Linked DNA regions of Homo sapiens: regions 1, 2, 3, 4, 5 and 7 are each linked to region 6. Evidence: read pairs that join two places in POLR2A ChIA-PET (ENCODE). Cell type or tissue: HepG2. All regions are shown on one strand. Region 1 holds the start of LINC02677 (long intergenic non-protein coding RNA 2677). Region 2 has its middle 24 kb from the start of LASTR. Region 3 has its middle 2.7 kb from the start of CALML3-AS1. Region 4 overlaps CALML3-AS1 (CALML3 antisense RNA 1). Region 5 has its middle 4.9 kb from the start of LASTR. Region 6 overlaps NET1 (neuroepithelial cell transforming 1). Region 7 has its middle 11 kb from the start of LASTR.

Region 1 (4,000 bases), 170 kb before region 6:
CAATGGGTGTTTTCCCTCCTATCTTTTCATTTCTTTTTGTTTTAGGACATCTTAGTATCTTGGAATTCTGGGAAGGAGAATGTAAACATTTTTCAGAACCAGCATTTTCCCGTCTTCTGTTTGGTCTGGGGCGTGTCTTGGCCTCTCCTGGGATGTGGTGGCTGTGGAAGGCTGGTGGGGGTGCACCTTCCACAGCACCCCGAGACCCTGGGTAGCTCCCACGTGCCTGCTCTTGCTTTCAGCCCTAAGGGCCAGCTGGTGGGGCCGCCACTCAGCTCAGGGCTGGTGCAGGGCGCTCAGGGCATGTCTTTTGTCCTGATGGGCTCTGGAGGCCGCAACCTCAATTCTGCCTTTTGGTTTTCCCAAGTGAAGGAGAAACACCCAGCCCGGGGTGGGTGGGATGACGCTCGGCTCCGAGTGGAGGCTGGAACACAAAGTGAGTTTCTCCGGAGTGTGGGTTCCTCCTCTGCCATGTGGCAGCCTCCCCATTTCTTCCTCCTCCCCCTGTCCCACGCACTCATCAACCACCTAAGCCTAAACCACTTTCCCAGCGGCTCCCTCCTCCTTCCTCTGTGGATCCTGGGACTCTGTGGCCCATGAGATACCTCCAGCTTCCCTGACCTGGAGGCCAAGGTCACCTGCCCAGTAGCCTTAACTTTGGCAGGGCAGGTGTCCCGAGACCTCCCTCCCTGGGACCCCAGCCACCTCCCCCACAGCCTGCCCATTCTCCATCCCCCCTCCCTGTAAGCCAGGCTCCAAAGCCAGTCATAACAAGGCACAAGAAAGGAAAGCGGAGAAAAGGAAAAACGTGTATCTTGGCCTCAACACAAACCTAGAGACGATTCACTTCCAAACCACTGAAAACAAGGACGTGCCAGGGCTCTGATGCAAGGGTCTGATGCCGTGCGCTCACTCCTGGCCTTGCAGAAAGGGGTCTCTGTTGGGGGTGGGGGTGAGAATGGGGAGCGACAAGGGAGGAGACAGTCCCCCCACTCCGAAGCAGGGCTGAAAGTTGAGCCCCCATAGGGCTTCCCACATGGAGCAGGCACAGGGGAGGAAGTGGCTGTCTGGAGGGCAGACTGTCAGGCAGCCTTTGCCAGTCCTGGCCCCTCTTCCCCCTCCTCAGCCCTCCATGCAACCCCAGCCTCTCCCAGAGGGCCTGACTGTGGTTTTTCCTGTTAACTCCGCCTGTTCTTCTTCTGCGGCCTTTGAAGCTCAGCTCTTTCCTTCCATGCTGTAACCTCAAATCCCGGCCCCTCCGCTTCCTTCGGTGGGGGATTGTCCTTTCTTTCCAGGTCCCTGCATCCTTGTCCAGGAGCAGCCATCAGTGTGGAGCTGGGGCTTGGAGATCTTGCTCCCCGCTGCCTCTAGGGCTCAGGGGCATGGCTGCCGACCACACAGGGGCAGGTGGGTATGTGTGCTCCCTGCAGGAGGACAGGTCTGGCATGAGTCAGATGCCTGCTACTGTGGTCTGTGGGACTTGGAGGGGTGTCCCTGACACTGAGCAGCTCCTTTCTTCTCACACAGTTCTGGAAAAGCCCATGAGGGTGGGGCAATTGCTGCTTGGAGATTGTCTCTTACGAGGGAAGAGGAGGAAGGATTCATGCATTCCTTCACTCACTCACTCATTTACTCCTTGATCATTTCAGCACTGAGTGGGCACCTGCACTGTTCCGGTCTCTTTCCATAGATTGAGAGGTGGGCTCTTCCAGATTGACAGATGGGCTTGACATAGTCTCAGGCTCTGTGCACGGGGCTCCTGGGGCAGCTCAGAGCTGCAGTGCAATCAGGTTATACCCCATAAGGAGAAGCTGCCTGGGACCTTGACCCCTGGCCAGCAGAACAGCTGCTGCAGCTGTCACTGATTACCGAGCCTGCGTGGGCCTCGGGGTCGAGTGTCATTTGTCACTCCGGAGAGGACATACTGATGCCTCTCACAGCTTGTGGAGGAAACGTGCAGGCCCGTGGGGTTTCATAGGCTAGCGAGGGCCCTGCAGGCATGACCCAGGCCAGGAGCGGCTTTCTCAGTCTGTCCGTGAGGCCCTGGTCCAGGGAGCCTTCCAGGGCCCGGGCATGTGGCCACCCACTTTCTCAACCTCCTTCCTGAACAAGACACACTTTTTAAGGCTCAGTCTGGAGCTGACCTTCTCCCTGTGATACTTGGTGATGAGAAGTCTTTCCACCTCCCGAGCCTTGCCCTTTTTGGGGGCATGAGATCCTGGGATGTTATTAACCCTCTGAGGCTCGGTTCCTCATCAGCAGCTTGGGAATCATTGTAGTTCCTACCTCCAAAATTCTTAAAAGGCCTGTTGTTATCATTCAACTCTCCAGACAGTTTAAAAGAAAAGTGCTGGAGAAACAGATCATGATAACAGCACATTTTATTGTAGTCTTCTGACGAGCCATGTAGTGAGGTACACCCACTACTTTCTAGGTGTAGAGAGTAGAGAAATCCGCTCAATCCTGAGTTTGATAATGAGGAAAGAGGCCCGGAGAAATTAAGAAATGCATATAAGGGCACACACTGTTAAACAGTAGAGCTGGGATTGCCACCTAGATGTTGGATGATGGAACCCACGCTTAACCACTACCCTGTCCCACCTCCCAGCGAGGGGAAGAGAAACAGCCACAGAGCCTCTGCCTTCTTTTAAAGCACATGGCTTCACCTTCAGAGTGGAATGCTGAGCCCTGCCTGGGCTTGCCCTGCGGCGTTTGGGCGAGGAGCTGAGGTCCTTGCAAAGAGTGGTGTGGTTGGTGCATGGTTGCGTGTGCACTGCCCAGATGCAGAGTGTGGACTTTGCTCAGAAGCACAGCATCTGTGAAGCTTTCGGAAATTATCCCTCTGGCTCCAGCCCTTTCTAGAGATCTCCACGCACATCTCTGCATGAAGGTTTCAGAGTCACTGGATTTCCCAGGGCCTTCTCTTTGCTAGGAATGTCTGAGACGCGCTCTGCAAGATGAGTTGGCAGCATCTCTGTGCCTCTGGTTTTGCCAGGCTCCACCAACATCCCGCTAAGAACTCTTCACCCTCAAGGTAAAACCCAAACTCCTTAGCACAGTATTCAAGGGCCTGCTTCCCTGCCTACCTGCCCGCCTGCCTACCTGCTTACTTGCTCACCTGCCTACCTGCTTACTTGCTCACCTGCTTACCCGCTTGCCCGCCATACTTACCTGTCCAGCTCATCTTCCCCGGCCCTCCTGCTGCTGTTCTGCGTGGGAACTGCCGCTCTCCCATCTTCTCCAGCCAGCCCTCCTCTCTACTGCCGCATCCGCGGCCCTTCACTGTCCTCACGACTGATGCATCCACCCTGGTCCACCTGCCCCAGATGCTCCTTAGGGCAGCAGCCCCGCTGAAGCATCTTCACATTCCCATAGAAAACTGTGGGATGCCAGACAGGGACAAGCACCTCCAAGATGAGGGGATCAGAACTAGAAATGAAAAGGGATTTGTCGTTCATCACCAAGAAAACCAACACGAGAGGCGGGATTGGAACCCTGTCCCATGGCATCTGGGGTCGATTTGTTTAGGGGGCCACGGGGCTTTTTCTCCCATGTCCACCTTAGTGCACTGAGGGGAACCCCAGTGAAGGCCAATGAGGGAAACCACACATCACTGAGGGCCGACGGAGGCCCCCAAAGCTCAGATCGCTGTGCTCGCCAGTAGGTAAGCATCCCCTGTGAAGAAAGCCTACCTTCTCTCTCCCTCCCCAGATCCCCATATCCAGACAGAGTGAGGAAATGCATAAAAACAAAACACAAAACACACTCCTTCCCCAGGTCCCCAGACACCCTTAACACAGCTATCTGCAGGATTGAATGATTGCTGGGACCACACAATTTACACTTGGCTCTCGTGGTCCGGAGGGGAGGACTGCGCCAGCATGAGAAGACCAGAGAGCAAGTAAATGGAAATTTGGCGAGATCCTGTGGCTGCTGTTGGTGGCTGCAGCCAGACAGGAAAACTGAGATGGTGTGAGCAGAAAGGGCTGGAAGGAGTTGG
Region 2 (4,000 bases), 130 kb before region 6:
AACTCTTAGCAGAGACCTTGACTCATGGCGAGTTCTCAGTAAGTTGTGAGACTATGCACCAACTTCCTTTACGGGATGAATACGGAACACTGGTTGATTTGCTCACGTTTCCAACCTGGGACACTCGATGCCACTGACTTATATATCTGCATAGCCCGCCAGCCTGCGAGTCCTTCCAGCTCTGCTTGCTAAATTGTCACATCTGCCCTAGAAGATGTCAGTCACCCAGTGGAAATGTCTCCAGGGAAGTGGATATTCCTGCTAGAAGTGGACTGGGTGGGAGTTGGGAGTCTCAGTGTATTCTCTGGCTGCTCTCGTCACTTGCCCGCTGCATGATTTCTCTTTGCTTAATGTTTAATTTCTCTCAGGGGCCTGGATGAGCTGGGTTAAATAACTCTGGTGAGGGAGCCTGGAGGATCACTGGGGAAAGTCATCGTCTTTGTCCTCAGCAGTGTATTTAATCCTCTGAACTTTAGGTTTCCCTCTCTTCCCTCCCTCCCTCCCTCCCTCCCTCCCTCCCTCCCTTCCTTCCTTCCTTCCTTCTTTCTTTCCTTCCTTCCTTCCTTCTTTCCTTGACAAGGTCTCATTCTGTCACCCAGGCTGGAGTGCAGTGGCATGATCTCAGCTCACTGCAGCCTTGACCTCCTGGGCTTAAGCGATCCTCCCACCTCAGCCTCCTGAGTAGCTGGGACTACCTGTGCACACCACCATGCCTGGCTAATTTTTGTATTTGTTGTAGAGTCAGGGTCTCACTATGTTGGCCAGGTTGGTCTTGAATTCTTGGGCTCAAGTGATCCTCCCACCTCGGCCTCCCAAAGTGCTGGGACTACAGGCATGAGCCACCACACCCAGCCAACTTTAAGTTCTTTATGCTGTCATGCAGGCCTGCATGGCCCAATGGATCAGCTCCAGACTTTGTGGCCATAAAAAGCCGCGTGAGCAAGTGCATCACAAGCACATGCCAAGGAGAGGCAGAAGGAAGCATTTTGGTGCTTGTCTGGAGAAGGCTGAATGGAACTGGGGAGGAGGTTTTTGGATCTGTGTGAGCCCATCCCAGTGAAGAAGCAAAGAGCCACTCTTTCTAGTGCTGGGCGTGTAGAGCTTGGGGCTTTGCAATCCGAATGGGTTTGAGAAGTGGGCAGGCCTACAGCTGTTGGCCGAGTGCTCAGAGGCTGCAGACATGCTTGTTCTTGTATGTGAGATGTGGCAATGACAAGAAGAGAGAGGTTAGGAGGCTGATGCGGCTCCTCCAAGCCTAGGGATGGACTCTTGGGGTTCTGCCTCCTGGAGGGGCAGGAGTGACCCAGACCCTTCTGCAACAGCTCCAGCTCCTGGAGGATGGGGCGCCAGCTGCCCTGAGTGGTGCTGGCCACTGTGCCACCTGGCTGTCGCCCTCTAAGAAGGTCCTGCTGTCATGCCTTCCTCCTGACTGCTGACAAATATTCTCGGGGGAAGAAGCTGGTACGGAGCCTACTGGTTGTGCTCTGAGAAACCTCTTCCATGGCTAAAACCAAATTTCAGGATAGATAAGAGCAGCTCCTCAGAAGAGAAAGTTGGGAATCTCTGACCTGGATCAGGAGCAAACACATCCAAGCCCCTAATGGTGCATAAGCGCGGTGTTAAACGGCTCTGTTCCCGGCCAGCCCGGACCAAACCTACAGCCCAAAGGGGGAAGAAAACCCATCAACGAAATCACTTTTAAGATCCATGGTTGTCCCCCATTCGATAACCATGAATCGACTGTCCAGGCTGCATTTATCCAGCTGCAAGAATTCTAAAGAGAATGAGTTGCCCACTGATGCCCCTGGGCTGGGCCCAAGGTGTGGGGCCAGGTGTGAGGAGCTGTACCGGCCCCAGGAGGCGCCCATGTGGAGAATCTCTGTCCTTTGCACCTGGACCTGTGGGCTTTGAGAGCTCGGGCCCCAATTATGGCCAGAGCTAGGGTTGGTCTTCCTCTGCCCTGCAAATCCCAGATGTAGTAAGCATTCAGTACATTGTGTTAATAAATATCCATAAACTTGCATCAACTTATAAAAAGTATTGATAAATTTTGCTTCCATTCACCTTAGTGAGTAGATGGTCCATGGGATGAACCTTGATCCAAGAACCCTTCCGTCTGACTCCACCATCCAACGAGTTTTGGCTGCCAGCAAACTACCTCCTCTGGACCTTTGATCTCAGGTCCAGAGAACAAAGGCTGTGATCAGGAACGCAGGGTCCCCGAGGATAAGGACCTGGGCTCCTGTAGGGGCCTGGCGCTGGGCCTGGGAAGCTCTTTGTTTGAGTGTCCAAGCCTGGAGTGTGCGGGTCCCCACCCAGTAAGCACACCACTCACACTTGTAAACAAGGCATAAAACACACATTTGTGTAAATGCATGAACAAAAATGCAAGGAGGTTCAAACTCTGTCGCTATGAATAGATAGGACTTTGTTTACAAAGCAATGGGTTCTATGAACAGAAGGGACCTGCTGAACCTCTGAGCCCTGTCCCTCCATCTGTTTGCAGCTGTGAAGGTCAAAGTTCTCTGGGACACCATGATCTTGGGATCCAGTCCCTAGGGCTAGACTGTCCCAGGATGGAGAATATTATAATACTAGTTTCTAGATATCAACCACCGCCTCTGTTCCAGTGCATTAGGTACACGAATCCTTCTAATTACTCTGCGAGGTGGGTTTTGTAAATCCATTTAGCAGTTGAGAAAACTGGCACTCAGAGAGGTTGAGCAATTTTTCTGTGATCACACAGCTGGTAGAACCGAGATGCTTCATCACCTCTTTTTGAATCAGATGAGGGCAAAACAACCCCAAATCATTTAACTTGTTTACACTTAGAGTAGAAGTTGAAAAAAGGGGAAAAGAAGGGGTCATGGTTGGGTATCTGGTATCGATGATGGCAATTACGTTCATCTGGATACACAGGAACCAAACCCACACCCGGATAAAGGGAAGAGAGTTTTGCAGATGGTCATTGCAAATCAACAAAGCCAGCATCACTGAATGCTTCCTGTGTGCAGGTGCTGGCTGGGCCAGGGTCCCTCTTTTTGTTAACAACCAGTTGATGTGAACCCCTTGATGGGGACCTCTGTCTAATGAGAGAGATGGAAGAGCTCATCTTCTCACTGAAAGGAGCATTCAGTTCAACTTAATGAATGTTTACCACATACTTATTGTAGGCCAGGCTTGACGACAGGCACTGGGTGCCTGCAAAAGCAAGGCAGGGACCCTGCCTCCAGCTAGTGAGGAGGGGGACCGATGTCCAGGAAGAAGAATTAGCACTCAAAGCCCTGGACACTGGGCTTCCCTGACACCGCCCCACCGGCCTCCTTGGGCCAGATGAGACCTGTGATGCAGCTGGACGCAGTCCCCGAAGGCTTCACAGTCTGGTCCCCATCCAGCCCTGCGCCCTCCGCCCTCTGCCCCATCTGCATGTAACGGAAACAGATGGGCGAGCTGGCTTCTGAGTCTCGTGCCCCTGCATGCAGACCCGGGCCCTGGAGGAAGTGTGCCTGCCTGGCTTCAAAGCCATGGCCCACCCTTTCCTCCAGAGCCAGCCTGGCTGTGGCGCTGCCTGGGCTGGTGGATGCCAAGTCTGTGCCTGGACATCAAAACAATGCAGCCTCCCTCTTACCTCATCTCTCCGCCTTTGTGGCGGACAGCTCACGGCCCACTCTGTGCTGGAGAGGGCAAAGCTTCACCTCTGGCGCATGTGCCCCTCCTTCAAGTGTCTCCCCGTCGTGCCGGGTTCCCAGGCAGCTCTCCTCGCAGACCACGGATTTTCCACCAGGCCTTGCCTGAGATTCCACACCTGGGCTCATCGTCAGATTCACCTGGTGGGCTTCTCGGAAGTATCTGCTTCTTGTTTGGTCCCTCAAGAATATTTCCAAAGGTTTCGGGGGAGCCTAGAGATCTGTTTTTTTGAGAGTGTCCTGGGGGATCCTGGCAGCAAACCAGGCTGTAAGATGCATGTCCCAAGCCAGGCTCCCCAAATGCACATTTTGCT
Region 3 (4,000 bases), 83 kb before region 6:
AGCTTTGGGGTCGGTCAAACCCAGGGTCAAACTCTGATTCACTAGATGTATGGCCTTGGATAAGTTATTCAAAGTCTCAAAGTCTTCGTCTTTTCTTCTCTGAAACAGGCTAAAACAAGCTACTGCACTGACTTGTTTGGAGGATTAAAGGAGCTAATGAAATGCAAGACAGGTGCCTCCCGACAGTGTGCCCCAGTGAAGGCTGAGCTTCTATCATGGGGGGCCTTCAGACCAGAGTCTTCAGGTGTGCAGTAGGCTATAGGTGAGACTGGTTTGGCTAGTGATGACAGGAGATGAATTTCACCATGGGCCAGCAGGGCCACATGTGGTCAGTCTTCAGGAAGTCACTCCCTGGATGTTCAGCTCCCCAAGGTGTGCAGGGCCACCCAGTTGGCTCTCTGAGGCCTAGGCCCACCTGCTATTCACCCTTCAGATGTTCCCCTCCTTATGTTCCCTAAGAGCCTGGCTCCTTTCCCCTCCCGGGTAGTTCGCACACACTACAAGACGTGAAAGACCTGAAGAAGGTGTTTAGGGGACTGCATGTGGTTCCTTCTGTTATTATTCCGATAGGTACTTTCTCCTCCAATTATGGAAACCCTGCCATTGTTTCTAGGTCTATTTAAAGCTTCTCACTTCCCTGCACTTTGAGGAAGGTGCTTGTCCCACCCAGTACTCAGCACCCAGCCTTGTCCCTGTTAGAAAGGGCTCAGAGGAGGCCTTTCCCAGGCACTTCCCTTTCTTGCCCAGTCCAGACCCCTGAGAACCTGTTGCTATGGAAATGACTACCAGAAAAGCAAGATGGTGAGGAGATTGACACATGGTTTGGGGCCAGACCTTTCTCAGAGGTGGTTTTTGGTCTTGTTTTACTTTATGTAGCTTTGTTTTTTGGTGGAGAAACACAACTCATATTCCCCATTGCTACCATTCTTCATGGAGCAGTCTCACCCCATACACGAGTTTTGATACCACATTTCTCTAGCGGAAGCCGTGGGTCATTTTTAGCTGGCTGGTTCTGGGAGCCTTTGAACAGGCCTTTGGAATCTTTGAGGATAAACAGGAGCCGGCAGGGCTGGGCTGCATTCGATTTAAAATTGGAAACACGGGAGTCAGAGGCGAGCTTTATATAGTCTGGGAGTGCAGGAGCCCCAAGTCCTGATTTATGAGGGAGCTCAGTAAAGCACATGGAAGCCAAGGTAATATTTATAAATTCCTTTCCCCTAGGATGGCTGGAATGTTGTTTTGAGCTGCAGTCAGATTGCACCTTTTTGGGGGCTGAGGGCAGGTTGTTTAAATTAGGTTATTCAATGACTGAAAAGAAAGGGATATGCCAGTTGGGCAACTGCCTCTAAGTCTCTGCCACAGAAAAACACAGGGTGGAAGAAAGCTCCACCCGCAGGGCTGGGTCCCTCTGGAGAACCCTGTTTGCCCATTTGGGTGGCTCCTTCCTCCTGCTCCAGCCCCCAGGCCTCCCCTTGCCTATGTCCAACAGGCGAGCACCCACCCCTGGCAGCTGGAGTGACCACATTTTACCAACAAAAAAGTTTACCTTGACATCTGGGTTTGGGGCAGGCTCTTTGGAAGTGCTGACCAGGGTGGGAAAAAGGAAGGGAAAATAAGATAAGGGGAGATGGGGAGGAAGCTAAAGACAGGCCCAGGTGTGACCTAGGTAGACCTGGATCCCGAGGCTGTTGTGTGAGAGGACACACTCACTGCCGTGGGTGAACTGAGTCAGAGTAGCTGATGCCATGCCGTGGAGGTCAGCAATGCTAGCCCGGTGAGAGATGCATTCATACTGTGGGTTTGGGGTCTGCTGGTGAGGGCAGGGGGTTCCCTGGGCATCACGCCCCGTGAGGCAGAAGGAGCCGTGCCAGAGAGCACTGTCAGAGCTGCGTCCCCCTCTGGCCTGGTCTTCCTTACCCCAACACAGAAGGTTGGGAGGGGGCAGAGCCATGTGGCAGCAGACGGTGCTCACTGTGGTGAGGGCAGTGACCCAGCTTCAAGGAGAAGGGCAGACAGAAGATGTTACTGAACAATCATATTCAGGGCCGGGCACGGTGGCTTGTGCCTGTAATCCCAGCACTTTGGGAGGCCAAGGCAGGAGGATCACTTCAGGCTAGGAGTTTGGGTAAGACTGGGCAACATAGAGACCTCACCCCTCCAATTTTTTTTTTTTAATTAGTGGGTCATGGTGGCACGCGTCAGTCCCAGCTACTCTAGAGGTCGAGGTGGGATGATCACTTGAGCTCGGGAGGTTGAGGTGGGACCATCACTTGAGCTTGGGAGGTTGAAGCTGCAGTGAGCTATGATTGCACCACTGCACTCCAGCCTAGGTGACAGAGCAAGATCCTATCTCAAAAAAAAAAAAAATGTGTTTAAACACCAAGGGGGAGGGGAGGGGTCATTCACCTTTGCCACAGGACGCACTTTGACCTTGCTGCCTCTGGCTTCTGTCTGTATAAAGAAGACACCTCCGGCCAGGCGCGGTCGCTCATGCCTGTAATCCCAGCAATTTGGGAGGTTGAGGCGGGCGGATCACGAGGTCAGGAGATCGAGACCATCCTGGCTAACACGGTGAAACCCCATCTCTACTAAAAACATAAAAAGTTAGCCGGGCGTGGTGGTGGGTGCCTGTAGTCCCAGCTACTCGGGAGGCTGAGGCAGGAGAATGGCGTGAACCAGGGAGGCAGAGGTTGCAGTGAGCTGGGATCACGCCACTGCACTCCAGCCTGGGGATCAGAGCCAGACTCTGTCTCAAAAAAAAAAAAAAAAAAAAAGACACCTCCACTTACTACTCTGCTTCTGAGGACTCCCCCTCAGGGAGGATCTGGGGCTGCCAGTTCTAAGCTGAGAGCAGGTAGGACCTTTCCACCACCCCAGCCAGTGCCTGCCTGAGCACAAAGAGCTCTTGATGAAAGGCTCCCAGCACCTGCAAAATCCAGGCCCAGGTGGCTCCAGAATGACTGGTGTGTGGGGTTGCAAAAAGACCTGCCCTGGCGGAATCGCTGGGAGGCTGGGAGGAAGACAAATAAAGACACTGGCGTGCCCTCCTGGCCCAGGCATTGGCAGTGCGTAGGTCCCAACCCTTGTAAGAGCCTCAAGCCTGCACCTGGGAAGAAGGGGCTTAGATGTCAAACCTCAGCCACGTGTATGACAGTGACTACAAAGATGCCCTGTGCAGGGAGACCTTGGTTTCTCTCCTTCCTGCAGAATTTAGGAGACATTCTACAAAAGGTACTCAGGCCTGATGTACTATTCCTTTTGCCTGGCGGTCAGCAGCCATGTGGGGGCTTCTGCCTGCCCCTCCTGCTCACAGCCCCCCACCCCCTGGGGTGCTGCTGCCCAATGAACTCTAGACACTCTGTCCATGTGTTTATGAGGCTTGTTCCCAAATCTTCCCCAGGACGTGTCCAATCAACCCCGACTCCTGAGAGTGGCAGGGAGGGGTGGGGATTTGCTCAGCAAGCTGAGCCTTAGCTTGCCCTCTGCTTCTGTTCCCCTGACAGGAGTACCTGCAGTTACACCGGCCCTGGGCCAGTGCTCACCTGACACCCCACCATCCAGCATCCCCTCAGGAATCCAGCCCCAGAGCACCTGCTTCTGCCCCTTTCTGCTCTTGTCTTGTTCTCGAGCTATGGAGAGGGGTGACTACCCTGGACAGTCTTGCAGTATTAGAGCAGGAAGGGATCTTGAAGGTGATGGTAACAGTAGCTGCCATTATTAAGCACCTACTACATGCCAGGTGTGTTAAGAATGTTGTTCTGGCTCCTCACAAGTGCTGGAGAGAGGCGCTACCGTAGTTACCATGATGGAGGCACAGGTTGGTGTCAGACCTGTAGCTGAGTGGTCAGGGCACAGACCTGACTGAAATCCCAGGTCTGCCTCTTACCCACTGGTGGGACCCAGGGCTGCTTTCTAAAGCCCTCTGTGTCTCCACTTCCTCGTTTGTAAGATGAGGAAGGTAATAATAGTGGCTGCCCCATAGGGAGGTGCCAATTGTCTA
Region 4 (4,000 bases), 72 kb before region 6:
TGTTACCTGTGCATGGTTTTGTAATGCCATGCATTGGTCACTTGGAAAATACTGGTTCACTGGTTGAACAATTACATACATAACATTTAAAAATCCCATTCATTAGGTCAGGTATGGTGGCTCACACCTGTGATCTCAGCACTTCAGGAAGCCGAGGTGGGAGGATTGCTTGAATCTAAGAGTTCAAGACCAGCCTGGGCAACATAGTGAGATCTCGTCTCCACAAAAAATTGAAAAATTAGCCAGGTGTGGTGGTGTGTGCCTGTAGTCCCAGCTACTTGGAAGGCTGAGGCAGGAGGAGGATTGCTTGAGCATGGGAGAGAGATCGAGGCTGCAGTGAGCTGTGATCATGTCATTGAACTCCAGCCTGGGTGACAGAGTGAGACCCTGTCTCAAAAAAAAAACACACATTCATTAATGTCACCACCAATCTCATTAGAAAAGCTGCTAAGTACTGGAGAGGCTCAAGTTCACGGTGACAAATACAAAATTTCAAAAATTCCAATTTTCATTCAGAAGCTCAAAAATTTTTAATGGCCACAAATACTGTCAGTTGTTTTCCTTGAAGTGACAGGCTCACTTCATCCATTCTCGAAAAGATGTCTGCCAAATACTAGGTCTGAGTGATCATGGTTTGTCCATCCGCTGTTCTTTCCAACAAAAAAGATGTTCCATGAAAAAAGCTCACCTTGCTACTCATTTAGTCAATCACACAATGCTTTCCTCATGACAATCATCACACTTCAATATCAGCAGACTATTAAAAATGTACAAGTAAGCTTTGAAATTTAATAAAAATAATTCTGCTGCTCCAAGGATATTTTTAAGTGCAACCAGCTTTTTTGTTTGTTTGTTTGTTTAATGAGACAATGTGGAGTGGAGAGCGTCATGATGCCTAGCACAGGGTTCCTAATTCATGCTAAGGCACTGGTTTTACCCCTGTTGCTTTTGACCTCAGCGCAAATATCAACACAGTGAAAAGGGGAAAAAACACTGGTTTATTGTGAAAAAGTTTTGACCTCTCAGGCCCTCAGTAAGGGTCTTGGGACACCCTATTCCCAAAGAGATCCATGGAACAGGCTTTGAGAGCCAGGTGCCTGGGGTGCTGGGACTCAGGAGTGTGAACTGGGTGTAGAATTCCCTGGGCTGCAGGCATCAGGTAAGGACTCTGGAATTGTGGTGGGACAGTGCTGGCCTTGCAGAGAATAGTATTAACAAAGAATCCAATAGATACAGATAGAAGGAACCCCTACCCCACCCCCCACACACACCAACTGCAGCTGCTTTCTTTGAAAACTAGAAACCCTAAAGCCAGAAGGCCCAAGGTGATTTGCTTTTCCCCCCATGAAGTGGTGTTGTAATAGCCTTTGTTAAGAAGAATTTGTTAAGTGTCCTTTTAAATGTGCCTCTCCTGCTGGGTGATATAAAGATATGAAGATTCTCCAATCTTTAGCCAGTTCCATTCCTGTGTCCCTGCTGGAATGGGTGTGGCTGAGTAGTTCTGAACGCTCTCTCTTTTCCTTGATAAAGCCATCCACCAGCCCTAACACCTGCTCATCAAATTCCTTCCTCCCCAGTGTAAATATTAGCACTTTTATGTAACTGAACCCAGCTTCGGCTGCTCACCGCTTGAAAGCTGGACTCAAGAGACAAGTGCTGGTGGGAGGAAAAGCAGGTTTATCTGGAGAGCCAGCAAATAAAGGAGATGGTGGTGAGCTAGTGTTCTAAACCATTATACCATCTCAAAAATTTCAGGCTCGTCGGGGTTTGTTTTTTTTTTTTATGGGAGGGGGATATGGGGAAGAAGGGAGGATTAGCATCAAAAGGTGATTGAGGACTGCAGACATCTGGGTGCCCGTGAGGGTCCGAGGAGTTTGGGAACTTTTTTGTCCTTGGTGAGGTCACAAGGACCTGCTGTAAACCTTTAACAACACAGTTAATTGTTTATATGCTTTACTTTTAATCTCAGAGTGAGTTTCAAAAACTATAGTTTTTGAACTATATATATATACATATATATACACACATATATATGTATATATATACACACATATATACGTATATATACGTATATATACTATATATGTGTTGAAACTATATATAGTTTCAACACATAGTAAATCTTTAACAACACATGCAAGGACTCCTGTAAATCTTTAACAACACATAGTTAATTGTTTATATGCTTTACTTTTAATCTCAGAGTGAGTTTCAAAAACTACATGATTTCTGTGTTTATGTATTATCTCGGTGCTCTAAAATTATCCTAGCATCTGTGCAGGAATGGGTAAAGGCCCCTTAAACAAAAATGGAGTTAGTTATGTTCGTTCTTTTACTGTTTCACGGTTACATTTATAATGTAAGACATGGATTTGCTGACTATCCTTTGTGTTATGTCTCCATGTCACAGATGATGAATATGAATTAAAGTTGGACAACTAGCAAGTTTAAAACTTGGACTGGGACCTAGATCTTCCGATTCCTACAGCTAGCCTCCCTTTCCATCTTCTCTGTGGTCATCACTAATGCAGTTTTTGACCGTCTTGTCCAGAAGCTGCAAAACAGACAACAGAAGCCAGGACTGGCCCTGCCTTAGATGGCTTTCAGTGCAGGAAAGTATCAAGACAGTCTTGTTCGTAGCGTATATCTCTCTCCACCTTTTCTGCTAAGCACCTCATGTATGCAGCTGCCAATGTAACACCTCCATTTGCGTGTTTAATCACCATCTCAAGCTAATGTAACCAAGCAGACTTCTTGGCCTTCATCCCTGCCTCCTCTAGTCTTCTCATCTCTCTCTCTCTCTCTCTCTTTTTGAGACAGAATTTGGCTCTGTTGCCCAGGCTGGAGTGCAGTGGCACCATCTTGGCTCACTGCAACCTCTGCCTCCTGGGCTCAAGCCATCCTCCCAACTCAGCCTCCTGAGTAGCTGGGTCTTCCCATCTCTTTAAAAAACAATTCAATTGTTCAGAACAAAACCCTGGAGTCATATTTAATTCCTCCCTTCCTCTTGCACTTCTAAACCAATCATTCATCTCTACTTTGAAAATGTTTCTTTATTCATCCAGTGCACCAAGCCACCATCACCTCGAGGCAGGAATATTCAACGGCCTCATAAGTGGTCTCCCTATTTGTGTTATATTCAATGCATGTCTTTTCTTACTCAAAATCCTATAAAGGCTTCTCTTCACCATCCACGACTGTTTCCTGCCTTCCTCACTATGATCCCATCACTGACCCCTCAAGACTATGTTCCAGCCTACTTTCTGCTCCTTGACCAACACCCTTACTCTGATTCCCACTTTTGTGACTTCACATGAGTCCCCTGTCTGCCTGGACACTCTGCCCCCAACCTTGAAGTGCTCACCCTTCCCTGTCACTCAGTTGAAAGTCAAATTCCATTTCCTCATGAGGGCTTCCCTGAATACCCACTTTTAATTAACTCTCTGCCTCCTCCCATCACTTCTGTTTTACCCCCTCTTTTAGTTCCTTCCTATCTTAGTTTCATAAGAGCCAGGGCCGTTTCCGACTTCTTTCCCCGTCAAGCCTCCTTAGATAGGACAGGTCCTCTGCCTCACCGACTTTAATCAGTATTTGCTAAGTAAACAGAGCACAGGAGGATCCTGTTGTCATCAAAGAGCAGCTCTGCCTCCAATGGCGAAAGGATTGTTGGAACCTCATCCTTCCTTCAAGTTCTGGTTCAAAAAATTCCATGCTATGCCTCACATGGCCTTGCCCAGGTGCCTGTTTGATTTGCCTGGGTTGTCTGTTCTTTCTTCCCCACTGTCCTCATTTGCCATGTGGCTCGGTGGTGGCTGGAGACCTCCATGCTGGCCCCTGGGAGCAGCTGCTAAGGCTCGGCGCCTCAGGACACCTTGGCACCTGTGGATATCGACCACCAGGCTTCTCTTCTGTTCATGTCTCTGCAAGAATGAGAACCTGCCCCCATACCATTTGTGCTGTGTAGGCCTCAGGAGGCATGGACTCACGCATCCAGCTTCCT
Region 5 (4,000 bases), 140 kb before region 6:
GACAAATTATAATTTAACAAAAATATGTTTATGTGTAGAAAAAAGACTAGAAGGATGCAGTGTCTCCGTGGGTGAGAAAACACGTGATTTCTGTTTTATTCTCACTCACTTATATTTTCTAAATTTCCTACTGAAAATGTTAATGAATTATTTAGGTAATGAGAACACAATCTTAATCATGTTTAATTGGTTCATAAGGAACGACAGAGCTTGGCAGCTTCTTGCAGGGTGCTTTCTGCCATCCCCAGCTGAGACACCAGTGGGGCTCGGAAGCTGCCCTCCAATGACAGCTGGTGATGACGGGGACACGGCCAGCTCCCTTCTCCTCCCTCTCCGTTGTGATCCGGGCAATTCCATGTACTCCTTTTCCTAAATCAAGAACACTCTTGATTTCTGGCATTAATACCAGCTCCTGACATAGGACCATGTTGCTCCCTCCTTCAAATCTTTCAGACTTCCCTGCACCGTGGCCCTGAAGGGCCCTCCCCTCCTTCCATGGCACTGAGCTTCCAAAGAGCATGGTGGACACCAGGCCACACTCTTTCTTGTGCTGTCCTCTTAATATTTCAGGTCCATTTGTCGGCCACGCCTCCCCGAACCTTCCCACATACCACCTGAGAGAGAGTGGGAATCATGCCATCTCTTCCATTAATGGTAAAGTTAGTACTAATGGTCTAGCTTGGTGCTTCATGTATATTAAGCTCTGAGAAATAAAGGCAAAATGCAGCTGTGTTTGAACTGCACAGATAGCATCGTGCCTGGATCCTGAGAATCTATAAGATGAAGACTTCAAAGCACGGTGGGCAGTTTGCCAAATATCCGAGGAAGAGAAAGTTTCCGGAAAGCAGGGGTCTAACCCCTAGGAGCAGGCATGCATGGGGGCTGGGTGGGAATCCATGCTGGCCTCCATCACCTGTTCACATGTGTCCCTGGGTGGCCGTGGAGAAGTTGTTGCTGGGTAATGGGGGGCTGGAGGTGCTCCCAGCAGGAAGCCCGACGGGAAGTGCAGGCTAGGGTTTTCCTCGGGTACAGGAGAAAGGGAATGGGAAGGATCTTCTCTGAGGTACAACAGGCAAGAACATGGTCCAAGATCCTGTGACCAGCATTGGTCCAAGCTCAGTCGACATAAGCTCCTAGCAGCGGTGGCATCTGGAGTTTGGAGGTTGTGAGTCCCTGCACCAAGTGGCTCCAGCCTGAGTCTCTGCCACGTTCTAGGGATACATCTGCCAAGGTGTGTGTTTGTGTGTGTGTGTGTGTGTAGTGTGCGCGTGCACGTGCAGAGGCCACACAGAGGCTGGGCTGGGGGCTGATGCAGCCTTCCCTTTGCTGCTAGCCCTGCTCCGGCTCACTCATCTCCCACAGCTGTCAGGAAAGAGAGCAGCAGGTGAAAGCAGGCCCGGCTCCTTGTTCCTGGGGAGGCTTAGCTACACCAGCCACCCCTCTGCCTGCCGTGTGGACCTCCAGCTCAGCATTGTCCCTGCAGGAGGCCAGCCCTTGGGGCACCTGGGCCTGGAAGGCTGAGGTACTGCACCCACCCTTGAGGGTTCCCCGCATCTATGCCAGGAACACTGCCTTGGGCTTCCTGAGGGGCGCCGTGAGATACAGGGACAGATGCGGGCAGCCCTCTGGGAGCTCAACTGGGGCCCTGCGGGCTGTGGGGTCAGAGAGCGCATTCCACCTCTGCAGGCCGCCCTGTCACCCAGCAGGGCAGCCTGCGGCACTTAGTGTCTCTGGTTGGTTTGTCAGCTGCACCTCCCTGAACCTTCCAGCGCGCCACGTGAGAGTGGCAATCACATTCTCTCTTCCCCTTTAAGTTAGCGCTAATGGCCTAGTGTAGTGCTTCATGTATATGAAGCCTCAAAAAGTAAATGCAAAATGCACCTGTGCTTGAACTGCACAGACAGCATCATGCCTGGATCCTGGGAATAAGGATCTTATTATTCCCTGGATCCTGGGAATGATAAGATGAAGACTTCCAAGCATCCTGGGCAAAGCTCGACAGATAGGACAGAGAAAAAGAAAGACATGTGAACACCAGGGCGTAGCCCCCAGGAAGGGACACATGTGCGGGAGAAGGGAGGAGCAGGCGTTAAAGCGGGGCAGCCTGGAGGGCCTGGGTGAGGAGTTGAGTCTGGATGCTGGGGCTGCACTCACCCCGCCAGTCTGAAGGGTTCCTGGGCTTTCTCACCCTCCTGACCCCGCCCTCCCCCTGGCCCCTGGAGCGGGAGGGCTTCTGGCTCTGCTTCCTGCTCGAGTGCCCTCCACTCCATCTCTTTGTCATTGCCTTACTTTTTGGGGTGAGTACGAGGACAGAGTTGTAAGACAGTAGATGAACAGTACAGTGAGGTCTGAGACTAGGGGTGCATTTTGGAGAAGGGAGGCAGTTAGGGAGGGCCTGGAGCCCCCAGATCGGGAGAAGGAGGATAGGATAGTATAGAAAGCCAGGAAAAATCTAATCAAGCATAGCATCCAGTTACACTTCAGGTAAAATTCATGAGTCCTATCAAAAAGGCCTGGGGTTGGTTGCAATTAAGGGAGAGCAGCCCCCTCCCATGTGTGGGGTCCCCCGAAACCAGCCAGAGAGCCCCACTGGCAGGAATGGGAGGGTTCCAGGGAGGGGGGGCGCGGTGGGGGCTGGGGCTTGCCTACTGCCGGGTGGAGATTTTCTTTTTCCCTCCCCTGAGGGCCTTTTTCCTTCATGCTGGGTCTCTTTGGAGCAGGTTCGGGAAGTGAGTGGTGAGATGCCACGGTTTACCCCCAAACTTCTGCCTCACCAGCATTTGGAATTCCTGGTGTCAGCCCACTGCTCACTGAACGTTTTGCAAAGACGACATTTCATGAGACTGCTTAAATCAGCCACAAGGGGCCTGCCTGGGTTTGCTTGATCAGATTCTCTAGTCTGGAAACTGTGGGGTGAGGCCCAGCTTTGTGGCCAGATCAGGGCCCTGGAGATGACTTCCTGCCTTTATTCTTTCTAGCTGTGGTCCACCCTGCCCTACATCCAGATTAATCTTTGGAAAACCCCTACCGCTGTTCCTACCGCCATCCCCCTCCCTTTAAAACCTCTGACTCACCCACTACCCACAGGATTGAGACTAAGCTCTTTCCCTGGGCTTCAAGGCTGTCCCCAATTCCTCTCCCACCTTGTGATCCCTCCAGCGCCCCCTTACAGTTCACCCAGCCAGGAAGACGTCTTCATCAGGTCCCCACGAGCCCTGCCTGCTTCCACCCTCAGACCTCTGCTTCCACGCTTTCTCCATGCTGAAGGGAAGCTCAAATTCCATTCATGTCCCAAATCCTCAATGAAGCCTGCCCCGAACAACCTCGGCTGTGATAACCCTTCCCGGAACTTCCATCCCTGCTGTTATTGCAGCAACGCCTGTTTGCTTCTTACCGTTTGTTGCACTGGAAAGCCATAGATTTTTTTGATTCACGTATTCTCTCTAACTAGATAAGAATTCTGTTTTGGTTAAGGACTGTATCTCACACATAGGAGGCTCTGGTGCATGCACTTAATAGTTTCGCAACCCTAAGTGGGGCTTAGGGACAACAAGGCCACTAGGAACCAGGGCTGAGAGGGCTCAGAGGAGGTGGCCTCACATCTCAGGCTCTGGGATGATGCCTGATGAACTGGGGGCTGACAGGAGTCCCAAAGCACTGACTCCTCAGCCGCCGCAGATCAGAGCCTCGGGCTGGGGCTGGGCCATCAGGAATTGCTACAGGTGTTAGGTTGCAGCAGACAGAACCTTTCACCTTGGTTGTTTTCCGTGGAATACTATGTCAAGGAACCTTTGGAAACCAGAAGCAGGGCTGGGAATTGGGCAATGGGAGGGGACCCGCCCACCAGTGCTGCAGATGTGGGTGATGGTGCCTCCAGGACCAGCGGTGCCTGGGCTTCCTGTGCCTCACCCGGGCGCATCTCTGCACGGGCAGAACCTGCCCTCCTGGAGACTGGGCTCACCGGTCACCAGCAAGTCACTCCCCACCCACCTCCTCCCAG
Region 6 (4,000 bases):
AAAATTTCTCGACATCTATAAACAGAAAATTGTTGAGAATAAGTTAAAGTATTTTTCAGGTTATGCCTTACAGCTAACTGCAACGACATGGAAAAATCCTGTTGAGAAGTCAGCATTCTGTAGAAAGGCTTTTTCTTCTAATGATGCCAGTTAGAGAACATATTTTAGGAGGGTCTCTTCTATAACCAATCATATCAAGACACTGAATAAAAAAAATAGTATGCACCTGGGTCTATTCCTTTGGGTTATAATAGTTAAATAATCTTCTCTTAAAATCTTTAGCAAAACTTTAAAATCAAAAGAAAATAAAAGTTATTTTTAAAAAGATAAAAACGAGTTATGATCACATGGGATGAATTCCTTTTCTAGAAATACTCAAATTATTTAGAGCTGTGTCACTAGATCTAAAACCGTGACAACATTCCTAGTGCTTGTAACTTAGAAATAAAGGTAAGGCAGAAACACAGCCCATGCTGATACTAAACAAAGGCCAGCTTCTATGGGCCCAACAGATGATAAGCTGCAGGATTCACACTAGTGACTGTGGATGACTGCTCTACTCAAAGGAAATACTTACACATTTTGAGAAAACCGACACATAGGCAAAGACCAAAACCAAGAACAAAAACCAAAGCCAAACCACACCAAATAAAAGTGTACTTCCTGAAGACGGCAGCTATTTTAACTACCAAAAGGTGTGTGTATGTGTACACATGACAAGCAACTTTGCTGGGGTATTCAGTAAGCTTTACATATTTAAAATGCACAATTAGATAAGTTTTGACGTGTGTATAGAGACGGAAACCACTACCACAATCAAGAGATACACAGTTAACTGAATGCAGGAACACTATTCCTAGCATATAAGTGACAATGTAGTATATATTAAAGTATATAGTATAAACAGAATATCACACAATGTTAAATCAAGATTACATAAAATGGCATAAAGTAATTTGATTTATATTGATAAATGTTCATAAAGACTAAAAAAAGACTCAGACAAAGCAAGGAGGGTAAAAATAATGAGTCACTGGTTTAAATATTCTAACATGCCTCTTTCCTTCTGAAGAAAAAAGTGGCATACAATGAACTCATCAGATGGAAGAAAAATGCACACCAGGTCAGACTAAACTTTAGTTGCAATTTGTTCACTAGCATTGATTTACAAGAACGGGATTCTTTTCCTCTTGCTCCATTAAGGTAGTTTCTAAGACTGGATGATATCAATTCAAGTTAAAAAAACAATTATATTAAGCATCAGAAATGTGACAAACGTAACCCGAGTAACATATACATTTAAAATCTTTTCCTTTTTTATAAAAGCTGTGTACACTCAAGCTATGCTATGTATAAACTATTTAAACTTAGACCACAGTCCCTAAACACATTTCAAGCTTGCACATAAATCAAGAACATACATTGTAATAATAAGATCAAAAGTTTAAAATTATACTGTTAATACCTTGTTAAAAATTTTAAAAGCTCCGTGGAGTTAGAAAACATTCCTTTTGCCTAACGTTTCTCTTAAAGTCTTACCTCTTGTTCTCTGAAGGACTGGTTATTGACATCTAGGACTCGTATGGTCCTTTTAATAGGTAGGAGACCTCCAGTCTCATCATGTGCCACCATGCTTCCCAAGTACTCCCTCAAACCTTTCCAATCAATCCACACCGAGTCAGCGCTGTAGCGACGCTATGCAGAGGCACACGGGCTTTTCTTCCCAGAGCTCGGCCACCCTCGGCAGCCACGTGCCCATGCCTCTCGCCGCGGTGGAGCAGAGGCTTCTGAGAGCCGCAGGCAGCAAGCACCGACCCCAGGGCTCGGGGGCGGGGCCACAGCCAACCGGGCCCTGGGGGCGGGGTCCACCACCACGTGACTTCAGTTAACTGAGAGCTGGGCACACCTAGGCCTCTCAGCTTTCGCCCAGGAGGAGAGTGAAGCTGGGTTCAAGTAGGACAGAAACTTCTCTTCCTGATTTAAAATGCATTCCCGAAGTAAAACAAATTGTTACGTTATCTACTCTGGTGCTTAGTCACAGACAGGCAGACTTTTCCCATAAAACCCTATTGCATGGGAATAAGTTCAGTATGGACAACTTGACAACTCAAATAAGGAAATAGAAATTCTTATTCGATAGGGCTGAATCAACATATATAATGAAGAAAAGCCTAATTTTCCAGGAAACCTGCTTTTATTTTACAGAAGTGCAAGCATATTCACAATTATAAAATAGATTATCTAAGTCTTTAAATAGTTCCCACTTTTTCTTAAGACTAGCAGGGTAAATACAGCAGGTGCACTTCTGTTACCTCTCTTCCAGAAGAAAATCTCCCATGAGGTTACGGGTAAACTGGGCTACTTCAGATTTCAAAATTCAGTATTTCTTAGAGGTAGATATTTTTTCTGGATCTTTTTAAAAACTTGATTATCTGTGTACTAGATATTTTATAACAAAGGTGATTTCTGTTCTCTATATTGTATACATAGTATGTAATTGTGTATATATTATATATAAGTGTATAATATAACAGGGTCCTTCTCTAGACTGAATTAACTGATCTTGATATAGCTCGAACAGGGTCAAAAGACTGCTTAAAAAGTCTTGCATTTTACAGGTGAAGAAATGAGGCTAACAGAGGTGAAGTGACAATAATGACAGTGACCAGTGACAGTCTCCAAATTTCTAGCCTAAGTCTTTTCCTCTATGGAACAACACTACTTTTGTTGGCTTGGCAGGCCTGCTGTGAAGCAGATTTCCTTTTAAACACAAAATTCGTTATTCTATTTGGAATGGTAAAATTTTACACTATAAACTACTATAATATGATGGTAGTATGTTGGAAAAATATTTCTAGTCTGAGGATTTATAGAATCAGATAAATCTATTATATAAAAGTCACTATTCTAGATACTTGGGTAATAAAAAAAAATAGGCTTCATATCTGCTAAAGAGACCATTGTGTAAAGGTAGGCCACATGAAGAGATAACAGAAGATAGCTTTTGCAAATTCAAAACTAAGGTGTGTAGCTAATAAGTGCTACAGGAGTTCTGGAAGAGAAACCACTTCAGGTAGTTTTCTAAGCTAAGACACGGCTGGGAACAATGCCAGGAAGAGGTTTAAGATGTTATGTCTGTGCGGCCTTGAATGTAATATTTTTCATAGATTTGAACAAGAGAAAATTTCAAGGAGGACAAGGGAGTGAGCCCACACTGAGATCACGGGCTGTGCGTAAAGATGGAACAGATGGATGTACTCAATAGGTGAGAGAGATAATGAGAGCTATGTTGTAATAAGATATATGTGACTGGTGTTTAAGATGGTTGAAAGATGACTGAAAACATCATGCAAAAATCACAGTCGGGCAACAAGAACTTTGCCTAAAGTAGGACCAGTAGGGAAGAAGGAAAAGGATATAAGCAAGAAGTCACAGACGCCTACAATTCTTTAAATAGGAGGGGTAACTGTTAGTGCAAATCAAGAAATAAGAAGGAACAAGCTTTGAAAGAAAATTCTAAGTTACATTTTAGATATACTGAGTGTGAGGCGGTGGAAGAACATGCAAATGAAAATATTCTGCTGGTAGTTGGAAATGTTGGACAAAAACCTGAAAGAGGCTGGAGGCTAGATTTAGACTGGAGAGTCAGATACAGAGATAAAAATCGAAGCTATGGGAGTGAATGAGATGACTGGGAGAGAAAATTTGGACAAAAAGAACATGGTCCAAGGATCTAACTTTGGAGGAAAGCCAAGGGAAGGAAAATTCTGCAAAAGGAATAGTTAGAAGGAAAGAAACAAAGCAAAAGCCAAGGGAAGAAAAAAATGTTAATTACAGCAAAGAGGTTAAGGAGGGTATGAAAAAAGCCACGGATTTAGTGATTACAAGTTTAATGAGGATCTCAAGTGTGCTATTTCAGTGGAGTAAAGACAGAGGCAAATTACAGGGGCTGAAGAGTGAATACAGAAGAATAGTGGGTGCAGACTATTTATAAAGACAA
Region 7 (4,000 bases), 140 kb before region 6:
AGACATGAGACATCAATCAATATGTGTGAGATGTACATTGGTTTGGTCCAGAAAGGTGGGGCAACTCAAAGTGGGGGCTCCCAGGTTATAGGTAGATAAGAGACAAACAGTTGCATTCTTTTGAGTTTCTGATTAACTCAAATTAGCCTTTCACTGAATACACAATTTACATGTGAGAGAGGGGTAGGGGAACAATCACTGATGCCTCAGTCTGGCTCAGTGAATCTGCGTTTTTACATAGACAATAGAGCAGAGGAAACCATCACATATACACTGGTCTCATATGAACAGAGGGATGACTTTGAGTTCCATCTGTTCTTTGTCCACGAGGAATTTCCTTGTGGGTAAATTGTGAGCAAGGTATGTAAATTTTTGTCTGTGTAGTGATCTTATTTACGAATAAAATAGGAGGCAGGTTTGCCTGATGCAGTTCCCAGCTTGACTTTTCCCTTTGGATTAGCGATTTTAGGGTCCCAAAATGTATTTTCCTTTCACAGATGTTTTATGAAGACACTATCTCTGCTTTCTAGAAGATTCTAGTCTACATGGAAAAGGCAAGCAAGCATGGCAGAGTGAAAGGCAGCACTGTGGGTTAAGACCATGGACTCTGGAGTTTGCTGCCTGGTCTAAATCCCTAGTTACTTATGGGTCATGTACCATGCCTCAGTTTACCCCTCCAAAAATGAGGATGAAGATAACAACAGTGTCTCCTTTATGGAGTTGTTATAAGGATGAAATGAGTCACTGTTTGCAAAGCTCTTAGAACAGCATCTGGCGTCACACACCTGCAGTGTTTGCAAAATAAATAATACAAGAGTAAAATACAAAATTGGGCCTTGACAACTGGGATGAGACCACATTTAGTTTTGAAGATGAGGTTTGGCAGTTTTCCATCATGAGGGTTTTTTTTTCTAAGCATGGTTTCCATTGCTCCAAATCTGTTTTGGGTTTGTGGGAAAGGCAAATGGGAAAGAATGTGATTCTGAAATGCAGGGAACTTTACAAAGCTTTCAAAGATCACAGCTTCACCTTCCCGAGAGCAACTCCTGAAAACAGAGACCTGTGTTTCTGCAAAGCACTGTGCAAGTCGCCTCTCCAACAAGTCTGGGTGGATGGAGAAGTTTCCAGGCTCCCCTGAAATCAACACTCTCGTGTTGATGGGGAGAAATTAAGAACAAGAGGATTTGGCTAAGGTCCCAGCGTGCGATGGCGTCTGAGCTGAAGTGCTGGGCTGCCTACAGAAATCTCTTCTAGAGATTGAGCTGGAGTAGGATTTCTCTCCTCTGAACAAGTAGATGATTATACAATGTTCCATTCTCAGGGGGTAAAGCCCTCTCCAGTCTTCCCAAGACCCAGTGAAGAAGAAGAGAGGGTTCCTAGCTAAGGAAGGGAGACAAGGGTGGTGGCTTTCCACGGCTCCCGCACGTGCTGGGTGTGAAGCTGGTAGTGGAAGTGTGTTTCCTCAGCAGCTGTGAGTCCTCAGAATACTGGGTCCCCACGGACCAGCCAGCAGAGGGACAGCCCTTCCTTAGTGGGGCTCTCCAAGGGCCATAGGAGCACCATGGGCTGGTGCATGTGGCCTCGGGCTGCTCTGGGGAGAGGGTCATTGGTCCCTCTTACTCACCTCCTGTCGGGAGTGGCCAGACACAGCCTGACCATACAAGGGTGACTAGGAGTTTAGGTTCGAGAGTATTGAGGGTGGCCAGGCATTCCGAGTCCAGGGCCCTCCAGGCAAAAACAACTCATCAACCTTTTGAAAGCAACAGCTGAGTCACTAATACCATTAGCAACCAGAATTTGCACTTTCGGTGTGCCGGCATTCTTCTGAGTGTTTTACCTAGAGTCACTGACTCAATTCTCACTGAAACCCTAGGAGGGAGGCAGTGCTATTGCCTCCATTGTATAGATGAGGCAACTGACACTCAGAGAGGTGAAGTAACTTCCTCAAGGATACACAGCTTATAAACACTGGGATTCACACCCAGTTAGTTTGGCTCCAGCATTCCTGCTTTTGACCCCAACATTACACAGCCTCTGATTTATACAATTACAAACATTTTAAATACTGGAAGCTGAATTCAAACTGCATCCACCAACTTGACTTCTAAGACCCCATACACTTTACCTGAGGGGTGCTCAGCCACCAGGCAAAGAATGGGCTGCAGTGACACACTGGCACACGTGCCTCCCGCTTGCGTCTGTGTTCTAAGCTGCTGCGTCCCTGTTGATGTGCACTGAGCTTGCGAGTGATTTGGACTCTCGAGACAATTTCTTTTTTCTTTTCTTTTTTTTTTTTTGAGACGGAGTCTCGCTCTGGCTGGAGTGAAGTGGCGTGATCTTGGCTCACTGCAACCTCCACCTCCTGGGTTCAAACAATTCTCCTGCCTCAGCCTCCCAAGTAGCTGGGATTACAGGTGCCCGCCACCATGCCTGGCCATTTGTTTTTGTATTTTTAGTACAGACGGGGTTCTACCATGTCGGTCAGGCTGGTTTCAAACTCCTAACCTCAAGTGATCCACCTGCCTCAGCCTTCCAAAGTGCTAGGATTACAGGCCTGAGCTACCGCGCCCGGCCTCTCGAGACAATTTCTGTTCAGCCAACTTTTCCTATATCTTTCTCAAAATTATTAGTTTCCGCCCACTGTTCCAATCGAATATGGTCTCTTTTATGAATACCAGCTCTGTCGCCTGCAGCACATTTGCTCTCCCTGGAAGCTTTGGGTCATTTGTGGATCTGGACAGCGTGTTTTCACTGAAGCCGCTGGGTGAGAACAGTGGAGGCGCAGGCGCAGGCTGGGGGCTGGGCAGACACTTCCTTTAGGTGCTGCTGTGTATTCAGCTATGGATCCATCCACTGTGCACTCCCATCCAGCCGGTTTGTCCCAGAGGTGGTGGTAGGGAAGTTCCAGGACATTCCTGTTTCCTCCGCTGCCTTCTCTCTTAGCTGAGCCCTTTCTCACCTTTCCTCCCAGACCCTGTTCCCTCCCCTTACTTGCGGGGCATCCTCGGGGACAGGTTCTGAAACCACAGCTGTGGGCCAGCGTTCCACCTATTGTCTGCGAGCCAGCAGAGCAGAACAAACCTGCCTGAGATTCTCATTACAGCTTGTGATTTGGGAGACGGGCCAGCTGCGGCTGTTGCCAGGGCAACCAGTGGTGCGGAAAAAGGTAACAAAAAAGAGCCTGGAGCCTCTTGACCGGACTTCAGGAGTGAAGGAGTGGAGGGGAGGGCTCGGGCTTGCCATTCAGGAGCGATTGTTGACATGTCAACTGCAATCCCTCTGCCCCTCTCCAGGCCGGGACAGCCCCCAGCACAGCGCCCTGCCATGCACCACCAGCATGTGCCTGCTCTGTGTCTGTGTTTTCAGGGGTCCACTTGGCCCTGCGTAGCCTTTTCTCTTTTATGCATTTCCCCACTCACACTTGAATGTCTTCAATTCCTTCCTCCCTTTCTCTCATTCTCTTCTGCAGCCCCTTTCCCTCTCCTTTCCCACGTACCAGAACATCAGCCTCAAAAGATTAAAAGAAAATTAGCCAGGGGTGGTGACACGTGCCTGTAATCTAGCTACTCAGGAGGCTGAGGTGGGAGGCTCTCTTGAGCTCAGGAGGTGGAGGCTGCAGTGAGCTGTGATTGTGCCACCGCACTCCAGCCTGCGCGACACAAGTCCCCATGTCTCTAAAATAAAATTTAAAAAAATAATAAAATGAAATGTAAATAAGGCACGGGAGGGAACTGATGGTCCTGTGCTGGCAGATCCTGCGGCCTCAGCACCTAAGCGGCCAATGGGCAAAGGTGGTGAATTCAGCCTGTCTAGATAACCTGTGATTCATTGGTTGGGCAGTGATTTGTGACGAGCCCTGGGACGGTTTCTTTCCAGTTACCCACTGGACGTCTTGTGCTGCCATATCCTGGGGAGCCAGAGGGGGGCATTTTCCTTTGAAGGCTTTGAGAGTCATAGCCAAGCCCTTTTCTCCATGGCGTCCCTCCCTGACCCCACCCAA

What was found. Peaks named below come from ENCODE experiments on the same cell type or tissue, not always from the same donor. Only the 100,000 strongest peaks of a DNase experiment are listed, where the experiment ranks them.
Region 1: POLR2A ChIA-PET joins it to region 6 with 16 read pairs; 29 of 35 experiments call an interaction of 5 or more read pairs at or near these places.
Region 2: POLR2A ChIA-PET joins it to region 6 with 10 read pairs; 16 of 35 experiments call an interaction of 5 or more read pairs at or near these places.
Region 3: POLR2A ChIA-PET joins it to region 6 with 17 read pairs; 6 of 35 experiments call an interaction of 5 or more read pairs at or near these places.
Region 4: POLR2A ChIA-PET joins it to region 6 with 18 read pairs; 5 of 35 experiments call an interaction of 5 or more read pairs at or near these places.
Region 5: POLR2A ChIA-PET joins it to region 6 with 12 read pairs; 19 of 35 experiments call an interaction of 5 or more read pairs at or near these places.
Region 7: POLR2A ChIA-PET joins it to region 6 with 10 read pairs; 14 of 35 experiments call an interaction of 5 or more read pairs at or near these places.

Annotation. Positions count from the first base shown.
Region 1 is chr10:5,616,965-5,620,964 of GRCh38, reverse strand. LINC02677 (long intergenic non-protein coding RNA 2677) reads left to right here and starts at 2,757. Exons shown (of 2, transcript NR_184032.1): 1 at 2,757-3,034; 2 at 3,565-4,000. In HepG2, no CTCF peak of the experiment used is centred here; no DNase peak of the experiment used is centred here.
Region 2 is chr10:5,569,900-5,573,899 of GRCh38, reverse strand. No RefSeq gene overlaps it. Among named protein-coding and RNA genes, the nearest start is that of LASTR, 24 kb to the left of the region's middle. RefSeq lists an enhancer at 233-402. In HepG2, no CTCF peak of the experiment used is centred here; DNase peaks (open chromatin) are centred at 2,309 and 2,389.
Region 3 is chr10:5,526,978-5,530,977 of GRCh38, reverse strand. No RefSeq gene overlaps it. Among named protein-coding and RNA genes, the nearest start is that of CALML3-AS1, 2.7 kb to the right of the region's middle. In HepG2, no CTCF peak of the experiment used is centred here; DNase peaks (open chromatin) are centred at 2,417 and 2,957.
Region 4 is chr10:5,515,923-5,519,922 of GRCh38, reverse strand. It overlaps CALML3-AS1 (CALML3 antisense RNA 1), which reads left to right. Exons shown (of 3, transcript NR_120497.1): 3 at 2,411-4,000. Among named protein-coding and RNA genes, the nearest start is that of CALML3, 7.0 kb to the left of the region's middle. In HepG2, no CTCF peak of the experiment used is centred here; DNase peaks (open chromatin) are centred at 1,602 and 3,642.
Region 5 is chr10:5,589,178-5,593,177 of GRCh38, reverse strand. No RefSeq gene overlaps it. Among named protein-coding and RNA genes, the nearest start is that of LASTR, 4.9 kb to the left of the region's middle. RefSeq lists an enhancer at 3,655-3,824. In HepG2, a CTCF peak has its summit at 2,871; a DNase peak (open chromatin) is centred at 1,707; H3K4me3 peaks cover 981 bases; H3K27me3 peaks cover 144 bases.
Region 6 is chr10:5,444,398-5,448,397 of GRCh38, reverse strand. All of the region lies in intron 3 of NET1 (neuroepithelial cell transforming 1), which reads right to left. Among named protein-coding and RNA genes, the nearest start is that of NET1, 34 kb to the right of the region's middle. RefSeq lists a silencer at 1,751-1,980. In HepG2, no CTCF peak of the experiment used is centred here; DNase peaks (open chromatin) are centred at 495 and 1,827; H3K4me3 peaks cover 1,853 bases.
Region 7 is chr10:5,582,877-5,586,876 of GRCh38, reverse strand. No RefSeq gene overlaps it. Among named protein-coding and RNA genes, the nearest start is that of LASTR, 11 kb to the left of the region's middle. RefSeq lists enhancers at 1,139-2,338, 2,945-3,473. In HepG2, CTCF peaks have their summits at 1,546 and 3,910; DNase peaks (open chromatin) are centred at 798 and 1,746; H3K27me3 peaks cover 2,042 bases.